2 separate regions of the Homo sapiens genome follow, and region 2 is linked to region 1. The links are chromatin contacts, found by POLR2A ChIA-PET in ENCODE. All regions are on one chromosome and are shown on one strand. Each heading gives the region's core, a stretch centred on a gene start or an enhancer-like site at or near the end of the contact. The rest is flanking DNA. Distances are from core to core; before and after follow the strand shown. Region 1 holds the start of JADE2 (jade family PHD finger 2). Region 2 has its middle 18 kb from the start of PPP2CA-DT.

What was found. ChIA-PET counts read pairs that join two places held with the same protein, here RNA polymerase II (POLR2A).
Region 2: POLR2A ChIA-PET joins it to region 1 with 19 read pairs in Caco-2. The contact joins the enhancer-like site here to the promoter of JADE2 in region 1. POLR2A ChIA-PET finds 5 or more read pairs at or near these places in 2 of 52 experiments (Caco-2 and MCF 10A).

What each region holds. Positions count from the first base shown.
Region 1 is chr5:134,520,208-134,527,906 of GRCh38, reverse strand. It overlaps JADE2 (jade family PHD finger 2), which reads right to left and starts at 2,237. Exons shown (of 12, transcript NM_001388185.1): 1 at 1,896-2,237. LOC124901070 (a long non-coding RNA gene) reads left to right here and starts at 2,305. Exons shown (of 3, transcript XR_007058942.1): 1 at 2,305-2,441; 2 at 2,824-3,001; 3 at 3,863-5,294. RefSeq lists silencers at 648-1,767, 1,778-2,037, 2,068-2,147, 2,278-2,497, 2,518-2,567 and 2 more.
Region 2 is chr5:134,240,624-134,247,946 of GRCh38, reverse strand. No RefSeq gene overlaps it. Among named protein-coding and RNA genes, the nearest start is that of PPP2CA-DT, 18 kb to the right of the region's middle. RefSeq lists an enhancer at 7,189-7,238. Within about 2 kb of position 5,651, at least 8 of the 41 ENCODE cell types and tissues checked have a DNase peak (open chromatin) inside an H3K27ac peak, as active enhancers do.

The sequences.
Region 1 (7,699 bases), core at 988-3,487:
GGAAATCTGCAGAGACCAGAATCGCCGGCCGCAGTGTGCCTTCGGCATACGGCAAAGACACCCAGTGACCCTTCACCTCCCCCAGCCTCCAGCAAGAGGCCAGCAGCCAAGCTGGTAAAAAAGTGCCCAGGCCAGCGGCAGTGGCTGAGGGGATTGGGAGGGGAGTTGCGCGCGCCTCCAGCCCGCCCCTGGAGGCAGTCCGCGGGACCGCAGGCTGGAGGCGCGCCGGCGTGATTCCGACCGCCGGAGCCGGGAGGAGGAGCCGGAGGAGGCTGCGGGGGGCTCCGGCCCAGGCGAAGGAAGGGCAAGAGGCTGTTCGACCGGGGGCGGCGCCGGGAGGTGGGTGGGCTTAACACCCAGGTCGGGGGAGGGGTTTAAGAGACACCGGGAAGGGCAGCCGAGCCCCAGGGGCGGGTGGGGTGGTAGCTGTGTGTAGTAGGGGACAGGGCTGGGCCTCTGGAAGCTAGAGTGAAGCCTTCCTGGCTGTCTCGCAGGCAACCCCATCCTCTGGCAGAACAGCTGCGAATCGCCAAGTTGACCCCTCTCGTCCCTTGGCCGAGAGGAGAGGATGTCTCAGGACCCAGGGATGGGCGGGAAGAAACCATGGGGAGCCACAAGTCTGCACCCAGGCGGGGAGGAGGCGGGCGGGCGCCGCTCCGCAGGCGCAGGCGAGTGGGTGGGAAGAAGGGAGGGAGAGGGAGGAAGGAGGTGAGGCCGGGAAGATGCCACTGCCGGGGGCGGGGCGGGGCCGGGGATCCGGCAAAGGGACTGCAGCAGCGCTAGGTGGGGGCGGGGGCTGCAATGTCACTCATTTGAGAGTCAGGTGTGTGCGTCCCAAACGGGGTCCGCCACAAGCCGGCATCTTCCTGGTACCACCCATGGTGCAGGGCCCTAGGCAGAGGGCTGGGGACTGCGGATCCGTCCCTGAAGCGGGACGCGAACCGGCAGAGTTGGGAGAAGGTAAACAAGGGCCACGCCCCCTGCCGTCGCCCCGCGGGCGCGCACCCGCCGCTCCGGCCGCCGCCGGTACATTTCCACTCTCCCAGCGCCTCTCCCCAGCTGGACTACCGCGCGGCCCCGGAGGTGGAGGCTGCCCCCGACCCCAGTCCTCACCCCTGGCGCCGAGGCTCCGCACCCTCCACACTCACCTGGAAAGGGTGTCCCCCGCCCCTCCAAAAAAACTGTCTAATTTGTGCAGAGCCTCCAACCCCAGGAGCCGAGCATGCTGCCCCCGCGTGCAGCGCCCGCGTGCACCGGGCCGGGAGAGGGGGCGACAGGGCGGAGGCGGTGGCCCCCGGAAGGTGTCTGGGACCGGACCGGCTGCACGTGAGCCCAGCGCGAGGTCATGTGCACCGGCTCAGCCCGGTTCGGCGCCCGGACGTGCTGCGTATCAACAAAATGAAACTCGGGGAGACAGGAGGGCAGATAGCTCCAGGTTCTCGGAGCCCCCGCCCGGGCCGCTCGACCTCCCCACCGTACCCATCTCCCGCCGCAGCCCCTACGCCCGGCCGGAGCCCGCGGGGAAGTTGCAGCCCTGGCGCGCCCCCGCCCGCCCGCGCCCCCTCGCCGGCCCGGGGGCGCTTTGCCGCAGTCATTAATAAAGAAGGTCGCCAAGCTCACCCTTCCAAAAGTTGTTGTTGCATGCGCCCCTCTCAGCCTCCCCGCACTGTACTCTTTAAAACACGACTGACCAACATGCGCAATCTCTCTCCCCTGTGCTGTGCATCCCCCCCCTCTCCGCGCTGGCTTCCTAGAACAGGCAGCCAGCAGGAGAGAGAGGGAGCGAGCGAGCAAGAGAGAGCGAGGGAGCGAAGAGCGCTGGCAGATCTGTTGCAAAAACGCCAAATAACGTCGTGGAGATGCGCAGGGCCCATCCGCCGGGGGCTGGATCTTACCTTGCTCCGCGGTGCCCCCCTGACGGGCGCTGCCCTCGGCTACGCGCCGCTGCAGGGACCGGCGCGGGAAGGATGCTCCCGAAGCCGGGAGCTCCTGGGGCCGGCGCGGGAGGGCGGGGGGCGCGCATCCATCCGGGGTCGCGGCGAGGGAGGCGGCCGGGCCCGCGGCGTCCCAGGCCCCACGCCCCCCGCCGGGGACGGTCGGCCCGCAGGACCTAAGCCGGTGCCGCTAGGAGTGGGCGCAAAGTAACTCCATGGACGCTACTCACCCCCCCCAAAAAATAGCCTCCAACTGCGATGGCCGCGGTCGGCACCATTCACCAACCCCCTGTGTATGTTTCTGTTTCTTTTTAAACCAAGACTTCCTTGTGATCTCTTTAGAAAAAAAAAATGTGTTGGGGTGGGGGTGGGGTGGGGGCGGGCAGGAGGAGCGAGGGAGGGGGAGTAGCCACTTTTTTCTTATTCACTCGGATCTCCGCTCCCGACACCCCCGTCGCCGCCCCCCCAACCCCCCGCCCAGTTGTTTGGCTCCGGCGGGGAGTCCAGGTAGCGTTGCGGGCCCCGTGGGGGAAGGGTGCCCTCCCTCGCAGCCCCACCACCACGCCTGCTGGCACCCTGGGCCCGGACTCCCCATGGACTCTGGGGCGCCCCTAGCCCGCCCTGTCCCCAGGGCCGGGCCCGAGCGGCGGCTGCGCCCGTGCAAGTCCCATCAGGTCTGCTCACACTTCACACACTCACACACATACCCCGCCCCTCCACTCTTTCACTCACACTTTCTGCTCACACCCCGCCCCCTACGCGCCCCAGACCCGGGCGGCGCCCCCCGCAACCTTAAAAAAAAAAAAAAGCGAGCTTATACTTAAAAAAATCTTTTGGCGCCATATTAATGACGTACTTAAAATTTGCCATTTCTCCCTGCGTCAAAAAGACGTTTCTTTGCAAATAACAGCCTGGAGGCGACACTCGCGGAGGGAACGAGGTTTGCACTGAGCACCCCGCCCCCCGGGGCTCCAGCGCTGGAAGACCCTCGCCCTAGGCCCTGCTTCTGAATCGCTGGTTTTAAAATGCGAATCGAATAAATTGCGTGGCGTTTTGCAGCACCAGAAGTGAGCAGAAAGTGCTGGCAGGAGGGGAGTGGAGGGGCGAACGCGAGTCTTGGGGAGGGGGCGCGGCCCTCCTCCCCGCACCCACTCCAAATGGAAAACTAACATTCCGGGCGGGGGAACTTGAAATTGTAGGCGACCTCAAGAAAAGAGGGGCGGTCCGTAGAGAGGGTCCCCATTGGGCTCGTCGCCCCCTCCCCCCTCCCGGGTGCCTCCTGGCGCCTAGCGCTGCCCCGCATTTCCGGGGGGTGGAGAAGGCAGTGATGAGCGGGTGGGTGGGTGGTTGCACATCCTGGCCCCAGCAGGATTTTGCCCCGGGGCGACCCCTTCCTCCTTGCTCTTCCTTCCCATTACCCCGAAAGGGTTAAAAACCGAGGGGTAACTTCCAAAGGCTGGCACATGGCGAGGAAGCGGGGCGCCCCTCTCCCCACCCTTCGCCTCCTCGCCCCTCCTCCTCCGGCTCCACTTCCCGACTTGACCTTGTGGTGCACAAACAGTACGCTCGGATCCTCGCAGTTTCTGGAAGAAGAGCCTGCGCTCGCCAGGCGGGCGGGCTGTCGGGCTGCTAGCCGGCGGTGGCGGGGCCTTGGGTCTGTTCCCGGAGCCGCGGGCCACACCCACCCAACCCGCTGCGCCCGCCGAGCTCACCTTCTCTCGAGGAAGGAGAAGGACTGGCCTCCTGGTTGGGGAGGAATCGGGGGTCAAGCTCCAACCTCCTCGGAATGCCTCTAGCTGGGGAGGGGGTGGGTCTGGCCTCGGGAGGAGGTTGTGGGGAGCCTGGCCCAACATCCCCAAAGCATCGTGGCCAACTTTTTCTTCCCCCTCATGGTCGGCTGCCCCTCAGATTATCCAATAATTTTTCAGCTCACCTTTGGCTTTGAAGGCACGTGGGTGAGTTGTGAATGGACACCGGAGTCGCCTTCCCTCTCCAAGACTGAAGATTGTTTATTCTTCCTTTCCCCTCCACCCCCTTCCATGGGAAGATAAATATTCAATTTACATAAGATGACATTTATGTGACAATTAAGAAGATTCCCCGATGGAATGTTGTGAACACATTTGCTTATAGGAGAAATAAATCTAATAATAAACAAACTCATAATAACAGCACAAATCCTCCGACAGGGCGGATTGTCTACCCAACAAAGAGGGAGATGATGAATGCTGAAATAAGCAGTTTTTGCAACAAGAAAGAAATATGAGCTCAAAGGGAGTCACTGCAACATTTCTTCTTCCTTGGCCTTCATTCACAAAGTCTGAGGAGAATTGTCTGGCAAGAGGATGGTCTGGGTATTACCTTCCAGTTAGACCTGGCTGTGGCTCTCAGTGGTCAATTGGTGGTATTTTTCTCTAGCCAAGCTCAGAGTCTGGAAACAGGTGCTGCAGACTTGGAGTGTGTAACAAAATAGTTAAATACTTAGGTTCTAATCCTGGCTTTGCATTTCAGAAGCTGTGTGATGTGGGCAAGTGAATTCATCTCCCTGGATCGCTTTTTCCTTTTGGGTAGAATGGGGTGGTTGGAGGGTTCTTGAGGCCATGTGTGCACATACACATATATGTATGTACGTACATATACAGGTGGTATGTGTAAAGCAGCAACTGGCACAGGGTGCATAGTGCTCATTAGCACCTTGCCTGGTACCTAAGTGGGTTTTTTTTATTTTGGAAGGGTGAAATTGTTCTCTGAAGCTTGATGGTCAAGGTCCAGATGTCCATTCCGGGGTGGGAGTGAGGGTACCAGTTTACAGTGGCACAGTCTAAAGAGATGACCTCCAGAGATGGATGAGGGAAGTGTGACCATTTAAAGTGCACCTGCAGTGTACTGGTCACTTTGTGAGCCATTCTATCTCATCCTCCCCCAAACCCCTTCCTCCCTTTTCAGAAAGGTTTAGTAACTTACCACAGCCACACAGCTAGTAAGTGCTGGCAGAATTGGCTCCTAGGTCTAGCTGACCTTGAGACCTATGTAGTTTCTATTTTACCACACTGCCAGAAATAAAAAGTATTACTATTATTGGTTTGATTGGGGATGGGGGGATCTGATTGCTGTCTTGGCAAGAAAGAATTTTATGAGCAGCACTTTGCTTCTGAGGTGGTTCCCTGACTTGGGGTGAGACCCAGGCCTTCTAATGAGCCCTTGAAAATACCTCTTGCTTAGGACTGGAAGCCCTATCAAAATCCTTGGATTCCCACAGTTCTCTGCTGCTGTTTAAGGTTAACCTTGGAAGCTTTAACAGAATGATAACGATAAAGCTAATTGTAACTCCTTAATCTTTATTAAAAGTCTCACAAATCATTCATTAACTTTTTTTTTTTTCCTTTTTCCACAATCTCTGCTTTGGACGTAATCATTCATTAACTTTTTACAGGAAAGAAATGAGAAGAAAGAGAGTTCTTGGAGATGTAATCCTTCATTGTTTTTCAACAAGCCTCCCGTATGCCAGAGACCATTCTTGGTGTTGGGGACACAGCACACACACACACACACACACAAATAAGTAAATAAATAAAATAAATGAGGAGCAGGGCAGGGAGAGCATCAGGAAAAATAGCTAATGCATGCTGGGCTTAATACCTACGTGATGGGATGATCTGTGCAACAAACCGCCATGGCACATGTTTACCTGTGTAACAAAACTGCACATCCTGCACATGTATCCCAGAACTTAAAAAAAAAAAAAAGGTAAAAATGTTAGCTGCTAGAGTGAGCAGGTTATTAAAATTGGACATGATTTTATTCTAAACTCTAAAATATAAAAATAACTATATGTTTGAAAGTGATTAAGTGCTGTGGAGAAACTCTTAAGAAGGAAAGGGCGATACACAGTGTGGGAGTGCAATTTTAAATAAAATAGGGAAGTTCTCACCGAGAAGACAGTCTTTGAGAAGAGCAGGTAAAGGAGTGAACTGTATGTGGGAGTATGTGTGTATGTACATGGGGGAAGAGAAGCCAGCCGTTCTTAACCTGGAGACCATAGACTCTCCTCTCCATGGGTCTGTGGATAGAATTCAGAGGATCTTGACCTTAGGTGAGAAAAAAATTACAACTTTATTTTCACTAATTAAAATGTAGCGTGTCCTTCAATTATGAATACAGATAACAAATCAGTGATATTAGCAGCACCTGTGACATTACTGCTGGTAGAAATCACAGATATTTTCATATCACTTTAGAGTTGTTGCAAATATCTTAAAATATCGTTACACTTTATGAGTAATTTATTGAAAAAGTATCATTTTACTCATCACTACTTCAAAATCATGCTGCTAACTCTTATAATTTAATGAATTAATAGAGAAGCACATATATATGTTTAAATATTTCGAGAGTTGTATTTCAGTACAATTTGTTTTCTTAATGATTTGTGGAACTTATTTTATGGATTTAAAGATACTATACTCAGAAGGAGTCCACAGGTGTCACAGACTGCCAAAACAGTCCATGGCACATGCACAAAAAAGGTTAAGAACCAAGGTCTCAAGAGACCAGCAAGTGCAATGCCTCCGAGGCAGGAATATGCTTAATATGTAAATGAAAGAGATTATATAGGGCCTTTTAGGTCATTGTTAGGAATTTGGCATTTGCTAGAGTGATATGGAGAGTTTTGAGCAGAGGACTGAGATGATCTGACCCTGGGTTTAACAGGTCTCTTGGCTGTTACATGGAGAACAGATTTAAGAGGCAAAGCTGAAGCAGGAAGGCCAGTTGGGAGACCACCTGAATAAACCAGGTGAGAGATGATTGGACCAGAGCGGTAGCAATGGAAGTGGTGGAAAGCGGTCATCTACATTTTGAAGGTAGCTCTGACAGAATTTGCTGATGGAGTGAGAGAAAAAGAAAGAAGTCAAGGACAACGATAAGTGTTTTACCTTGAACCAATGGAAAGATGGAGTTGTCCTTAACTGAGATGGAGGAAACTGGAAGGAGTAGGTTTTAGGGGATTAGGAGCTCAGTGTTGGACATATGAAGCTTGAGATGCCTATTTGACATCCAAGTGCAGCCATTGACAGGCAGCTAGACATGATAGCCTCAGCTCAGGGGCAAGGTCTGGGCTGAAGATGTCATTGGAGAGTGGTCAGTGAGCAGATGGATGGTATTTAAATTTGAGATCATCAACTAAGTGAACATAGAAAGAGAAGGGGCTCAAGGATGGTACCCTTCAGCACTGCAAGGTAAAGATGTCTGAAAGATGAAGAGGAATCAGCAAAAGTGTTGTTAGTGTTGTTTAAAGAAAAAAAAAAGCATTCAAAGAGATAGGAATATCCTGGAAGCCAAAGGAAGTGAGAGAGAGTTGCAGGAGGGAAGAAAGCCCTATGTCCAAAGCTGTGGAGGGGTCAGACAAGCTGGAGGCTGAGAATTGATCATTGGAATCATCAACATGGAGGTTACTGGTGACCTTGACAAGAGCCATGTCAATGGAATAATGCTAGCAAAAGCTTGATTGAAATAGTTCAAGATAGAGAGGGAAGGTTTCTAGTTGTCACAACTTGTTCTCAGATGCTACCTGAAAATGAGATGTCCTCTGTATATATTTATCTGTGAATGTTTATAGAGATGGATAACTACGTATCTGTAGAAATTTAATTCAAACAGCTTCTGTTGAGGATCTTCTGTGTACTAGGCATGGTAATGGATGCTACAAATACTGAGAGAAATAAAACACATTAATTGCCTTCCAAGGGTCACAGTCTAGCAAACTT
Region 2 (7,323 bases), core at 4,402-6,901, 280 kb after region 1:
GATAGGTCAGGCACCACTGGATGGTGGATGTCTTTGTCTTAGGGGAACCATCCAGGCCATTTGTGAATCCCTGTGTCTGTCCTGTCACATAGCAGCCGTCTCCAGGTTTTAACCTGTGCTCATCTTTCTGCATGCCGAGCTTATATTATGGTTTTTATGTTTAGGTCCCCTTGGTAGTAAATATCTTCTGGATTCTGATTGTTTGTTTATGCACATACTGGTGTATACCTTTCTCCCTCTGTTCCTTCATACTGTTTTACAAAGCCCACCTCCTTGCTTACTTATAATTGCCCATAATAATGGTCATAGCTGTGGTATTCAGAGTGATTCACATCCTTGCGTAATGGGCTGTTACCCAGGCTTATTGTAAGTCCTGAGGTGTAATTCTAAGTTCATGAGCACAAGAAAGATAGTCATTGTTTGATTTCTGGGATCCTCTTTCAGAAATCACCTGAAAAATTCATTGATTCCTTCCGAAAACATCATGAATTGTGTCTTCTGTCTTCTTATAGAAGTTATCATTGTGATTATCCTCATTTGACATGAGAAAACATCAGCATGAAAATGAGTAACAGCTCTCTTTATAATTTAGGTGCTTCATTTACCTCCATACATGGTTGTTTTAAGAGAGCTTAAATGTATCTGAATGGAATTCAGATCAATTCAAGAATTCTAAGAATTTCTGATGAGTTTTAAACCTTACCAGTTTAATAGAACTGTCCTGGATGGCTGAATCTATGCCTGTCCTGGTGTCCTTCAGTGGGAACTGTCAGTCTCTATTTGTGTCTGGCACAGGTTGCTCACCAAAGGGCAAACGCAGGATGGCTCAGGACCAGAGCTCCACCACTTGTGGCAGAGCCACTCAGAGCTGCTGACCTGGGTATATGAGGCCAGTCACATTGCTTGTGTTCTACACATGAGAAGACAGTAGTGTTAAGGGAAAAGATGTTTCTCTGTCATCTCCAAGACAAAGTGGGCGAGTGCAGTACCTTGGCCTCAGGCAGGCACATCTGCTCTACCACCAGTGTGCTGCAGCCATACCTGACTTTCCAGTTCCTGTGGAACGCACATAAACTGTGTTGTCTGCCCATGTATAAAGTGCTCTTGCAATATGGCACTGATCGGTCAAATTAAGTATACGCATATTCTATGATGAGATTTCTGTGTCAATTGACACCCTCCCCTTTCCTATACCAACCAGGACAGATGTTGCAAACAGAAACCTGGTGGAAGTGAGAATGAGGGGATGTTTGTTTGCGGGGCCACGTCCCACAGTTTTACAGACTATATCCTCAACTAGGCTCCACCTGAGGGAGTGAGTAGGAGCTGAAACCCAACCTGAGCTCCACATTGCTGAACCTTCAGCTTTACTGTTGGGGCTGCATCCTTCAGGAGGAAAAGGTGCCTTTTTTTTTTTTTTTTTTGAGAAGAAGTCTCGCTCAGTTGCCCAAGCTGGAGTGCAGTGGCACGATCTTGGCTCACTGCAACCTCCGCCTCCTGGGTTCAAGTGATTCTCCTGCCTCAGCCTCCCTAGTAGCTGGGACTACAGGCGCACACCACCATGCCCGGCTAATTTTTGTATTATTTTTTTTTTTAGTAGAGATGGGGTTTCGCTATGTTGGCCAGGCTGGTCTCGAACTCCTGACCTTGTGATCCACCCACCTCGGCCTCCCAAAGTGCTGGGATTATAGGTGTGAGCCACCATGCCTGGCTGAAAAGGTGCCTTTTCTGAGGCACATAAATACACCATATAAGCAAGAGACTGCCTAAAGATTCCCACATGGGCCCAAAATGAATCACACATGTGGCTGCTTATGGTAGCATTGTCTTGGTGGTGGGAAGTTGGAGGCACTTGGGGGTGCCCAGTACTGGGGAAGCAGAGAGGACAAATGTGGCGGGTGCACACTATGGAGTACTCTGCAGCAGTCAGAATCATGGACTAGATGTTTACATAGCAAGATGTATAGGGTTTGTTTTTGTTTTTGTTTTTGTTTTGTTAAGACAGGATCTCACTCTGTTGCCCAGGCTGGAGTGCAGTGACATGATCTCAGCTCACTGCAGCTTCGACTTCCTGGTCCTCCCACTTCAGCCTCCCAAGTAGTTGGGACTACAGGCAAGCACCACATGCCTGGCAAACTTTTATATTTTTTGTAGAGACAGGGTCTCACCATGTTGCCCAGGCTGGTCTTCAACTCCTGAGCTCAAGTGATCCTGCTGCCTTAGCCTCCCAAAGTGCTGGGATTACAGGCATGAGCCACCATGCCTGGCCTAACATACATAGGTCTTAAAAACAAAGTGAGAAGTGAAAAAAAGGAAGACAGAATGAGATATATAACACAATAATACTAATGTAAATTAAAATACATGCAAACCAAACAACACACTTGTAAGGTACATGGATGTGCTTTGGTCAAGGATAGACCAAGGTAAACATCCTGCATGACTCAGTGGGATTGGCATGCCGGTGCATAACTCCATTTGTAATATAATCACAGTTATGTAGCCATAACATGGGAAGGCTCATCACCTAGCTCGGAGCCACTATTGTTCGTATAAGGTACAACTGCCTTGCTGACACTGTGCATACAGCACACACCCAGAGAAAGAGAGAGAGCCAAAGCTCTCCATCTAGTAGATGGACAGAGGGGAGCCAGGGCTCGGCTTGACTTGTGCCCAGAGAGAGAAAGAGTTAAGCTGCTGACCCCATAGGGAGAGCTGGCTGTGCAGCTGTGTGTGGGAGCGGCAGGAGCCGCAGAGCCAGAGCAAGCAGCCAAGACAGAGACAGACGGTGTAAGAGAGCCGCTGAATAAAACCATACTTCATCTGCCTGCAGCCCTCTGAGTGTTCTTTCAGCTATCTGCCACCCATCCACCCACTGCCTTCGGACCTCAGCATGGACCAGAACCTGACCCTGGGCATGACAACACTTCACATGAATGCATACATACAAACCAAAAAAAAAAAAAATATATATATATATATATATATATATATATATATGTATATATTTGCACCATTGCACTCCAGCCTTGGCGACAAAAGCAAAACTCCGTCTAAAAAAAAAAATAAAAGAAAAGTAAGGGGCTTTGGATGGACTGATCATAGTATAATGAGCCATGAACTGAAAAGTGCGATTAACTTAATACTCTATACCTGAGCCCTAATAATTTCTTTTTTTTCTTAAGTGCTCTGGGCCTTGCCATTTGACGTTTTCCTCGACCCAGCTGTTGACCACTAGCATGGCTTTAACAGCATGATCATAGCTTTTTAATAATCTTATTGACAGAAATTTACACCTGGATTCTGTGAGCTGTCTTATAACACGCTGACCTTTATCAAACTCAGGGATATATGATGCTGTCTTGCTCTTTTGCTATCTTGCTCTTTTTTTTTTTTTTTAAGAGACACAGGTCTCACTATGTTGCCCAAGCTCGAATGCAGTGGCTATTCACAGGCACAATCATTGCACACTACAGTCTCAAACTCCTGGGCTCAAGTGATCCCCCCGTTTCAGCCTCCTCAGTAGCTAGCACTACTAGCTGAACGCCACTGTGCTGGCTTTTCCAGCTCTTTAAAATATTTGAAAGTTACCTCGTTTTATCTGTAGTTTTTTAAAGTTTCCTGATGCCCATAAACAGAAATGAAACCATGTACTTTCTTGGGGATCTAACTAAAATGCAAAAGCTATGTTAATGAGGAATAAGCACCACAAAGAATAAAAGAAAACCCCTAATTCTGTTTGGGCTGGTTTCCTAGAAATCCTGTGCCCACTTTTTGCATCGAGCCAAGGCTGGCAATATGTGGATAGGGCTAGTCCCTCAGGCATTGAGATACAGTGCCTCAGCTTCTTCAAAGATAGGTCTAGAACATTCTAGACCAATGCAATCAAAAAGTACCTGGTGGAGCCAGGCATGGTGGCTCAAGCCTGTAATCCCAGCACTTTGGGAGGCTGAGGAAGGAGGATTGCTTGAGCCCAGGAGTTCAAGACCAGCCTGGGTAACACAATGTCACTACAAAAATTTTAAAATTAGCCTGGCATGGTGGCACACACCTGTAGTCCTCGCCACTTGGGAGCCTGAGGTGGGAGGAGCAGTCGAGCCCAGGAGTTCAAGGCTGCAGTGAGCTATGATTGTGCCACTACACACCAGCCTGGGTGACGGAGTGAGACCCTAACTCTAAAACAAAATAAATAAATAAAAAGTACCTGGTGCTAAAAATTACACCATTTTAGGGCCAGGCGTGGTGGCTTACGCCTGTAATCCCAGCACATTGGGAGGCCGAGGCAGGTGGATCACCTGAGGTCAGGAGTTGGAGACCAGTCTGACCAAAAAGTTGAAACCCCAACTCTACTAAAAATACAAAAATTAGCTGGGTGTGATGGCAGGCACCTGTAGTCCCAGCTACTTGGGAGGCTGAGACAGGAGAATCGCTTGAACCTGGGAGGCGGAGGTTGCAGTGAGCCAAGATCATGCCACTGCACTCCAGCCTGGGCAACAGAGCAAGACTCTGTCTCAAAAAAAAAAAAAAAAAAAAGTTACACAATTTTAAAACAACATTTGAGTCAACCCAGCATCATTTTTGAGATACTCTAAGATATTTCTTGGCCTACTTGTGTGTGCCTCTTAAGCTGAAACAAGCCCTAGTATTCTCTAAAGTAGCATGTGTTCCATAGATACCCAATAATTTCAAGTTAGGTTAAATGACCTTTTACCATCCATGTGAGGACTCCTCTTGCCTATATGGTATCTATGCATATTAGAAAAGGTGCTTCTTCATCCTGGAGATGCAGTCCCACAGTAAGGCACAGGTGTGGCAAGTAGAGCTGGATTCATCTCAGCTCGTCTCCTTGGCTGTTCATGGCACAGTATGTACAACTGTAGGATATGGCCCTGCAAACAAACTCCACCCTTTCTCTCTTCCACCAGGCTTCCATTGTTTGCAACATCTTTCCTGGCTGGTGGAGGAAAGGCAGGCTCAACTGATGGTCCTAATCTCCAATGGGGGCAATAATATTGCCCACCCTACGTGCTCTTTTGGAACTTTGCTACTCTAAAGGTAGAGTCTGATTCCACTCTCTTTGAGTCTGGGGAAGCTTGTGACTTGTACCCAACAGAAGACAGCAAAACTAACACTCTGTGATTTCTGAGGTTAGGTTATAAAAAGTGATACAGCAGCCAGGCACGGTGGCTCACACCTGTAATCCCAGCACTTTGGGAGGTCGAGGTGGGTGGATCACCTGAGGTCAGGAGTTCGAGACCAGCCTGGCCAACATGGTGAAACCCTGTCTCTACTAAAAATACAAAAAATTAGCTGGGCGTGGTGGTGCATGCCTATAATCCCAGCTACTCGGGAGGCTGAGGCAGAAGAATCACTTGAACCTGGGAGGCGGAGGTTGCAGTGAGCCGAGATGGTGCCACTGCACTCCAGCCCGAGTGACAGAGTAAGACTCCATCTCAAAAAGGAAAGTGATACAGCATCCACCTTGTGGCTGGAACACTTGCATTTGTAGACCTAAGCTGCTATGTAAGAAGTTTAACTTGCCATTCTGTGAGAAAGCCAAGGCACAGAGAGAGGCCATGTGTAGGCGCTGTGGTCAGCAGTCCTAGTTTTTGAATGCGTCAGGCCCAGCCACTGACACGTGAGTAAACAAGACTTCAGCTGCTTCTAGCTCCCAGTTGTGAAGTCATCCTCAGGCTGAATCTTCCCAGCTGAGTCCCTAGACAGCTTGGAGCTGAGAGAAGCCATCCCCAACTGGGTCCTTTCTGAATTCCTGACCCATAGACTCTGTAAACACAATAAATGGGTTGTTATTTTATGCCACTAAGTTTGGGGTGGCTTGTTACACAGCAATAATAACTAAAAGACCCATTATCTTCAACAACACCAAAAAGTAGGGCTATAAAAAAAAAAGGAAGAATTGTTATAAATTAAGGCTGGGCACAGTGGTTCAGGCCTGTAATCTCTAGAACTTTGGGAGGCCAAGGTGGGAGGATCACTTGAAATCAAGAGTTCAAGGCCAGCCTGGACAACACAGTAAGATCCTGTCTCCAGAAAAAAATAAAATAAAAAATACCTGGGCATGGGAGTATGTGCCTGTAGTCCCAGCTACTAGAGAAGCCGAGGTGGGAGGATCGCTTGAGCCCAGGAATTTGAGGCTACAGTGAGCTATAATTGTGCCACTATACTTTAGCTTGGGCAACAGGGAGAGATCCTGTCTCAAAAAACAAAAACAAAACAACAAGAAAAATAATACACATACACATATATACATGCCCACATATATATACACACACACATATGTATGTTATAAACTAAAAAAGACATAAGAGATATAACAAATACAAATGACATTGTTTTGCTTCTGATTAGAATAAACTATTACAGAATGACATTTAGGAAAGTCAGGGCAAATTGATTTCTGGCTGGATACCAGTTGATATTAGGAATTATTTTTAATTGTTTTATATGTGACATAGTGGTTATTGAAAAAAGTCCTTATTTGTTATAGAATTTATAGTATTTAAATATGAAGATAACCATGATTTGCTTTAAAATTTGCTTTAAAATGATGGTGAGGGAGGGGTGGGGTATAGATAAAACAAGACTGCCATATATTGTTAATCGTTGAGGCCAAGCAATAGGTAATGGGTGTTTATTATATTATTATCTCTACTTTTGTGAGTATTGAAAACTTCCCATAAGAAAAACTGAACATGCCTCTATGCATGCCTGGGGGCTTGTAAGACCCAGGATTCTACCCCAATATGGGGGATTTCATGCATGGAAACAGACTAGCAGAGAAAGTCATATTCTTAGGAAAAATGTTTTGGGCACTCCTTAAATCTTTGGTGACTAGAAATCCACTTGAAAACAGAATTCCCTTCCCTGACAGTACCTATTCCAGTGTTAGGTACACAGGGTGGGGAGGAGGGAAATTGATTGGAATTAAGAAACCTGATTAATTCAGAATTAATGCACCAGCTTCCTCTGAAGATTAGGTAGTATTCAATTTTCAGCCTTTCAGAAATATATTCGTCAGCATAAAGACAGGCGAATGGGCTGCATGTTGCTATGCAGACGACACAGTTTGGAAGGGCCTTCTGTTTGCTTATGGATTCGCTCTCCCTTGAAGAAAAACTATTAACTCATGCTGCAGCCTGCTGCTCTCTGCTTGGTGTTGGCTATGTCACCGAGCCCAAAATAGAAAGTTCTTTTACTGCAGAGAGGGAAGGAGGTTTAAATTTATCAATTCAAATAACAAAGGGTAGAATTATACTGGCTTTTCTCGGGTGGGGAGTAGGGGGAGATAATGCCTATTTCATT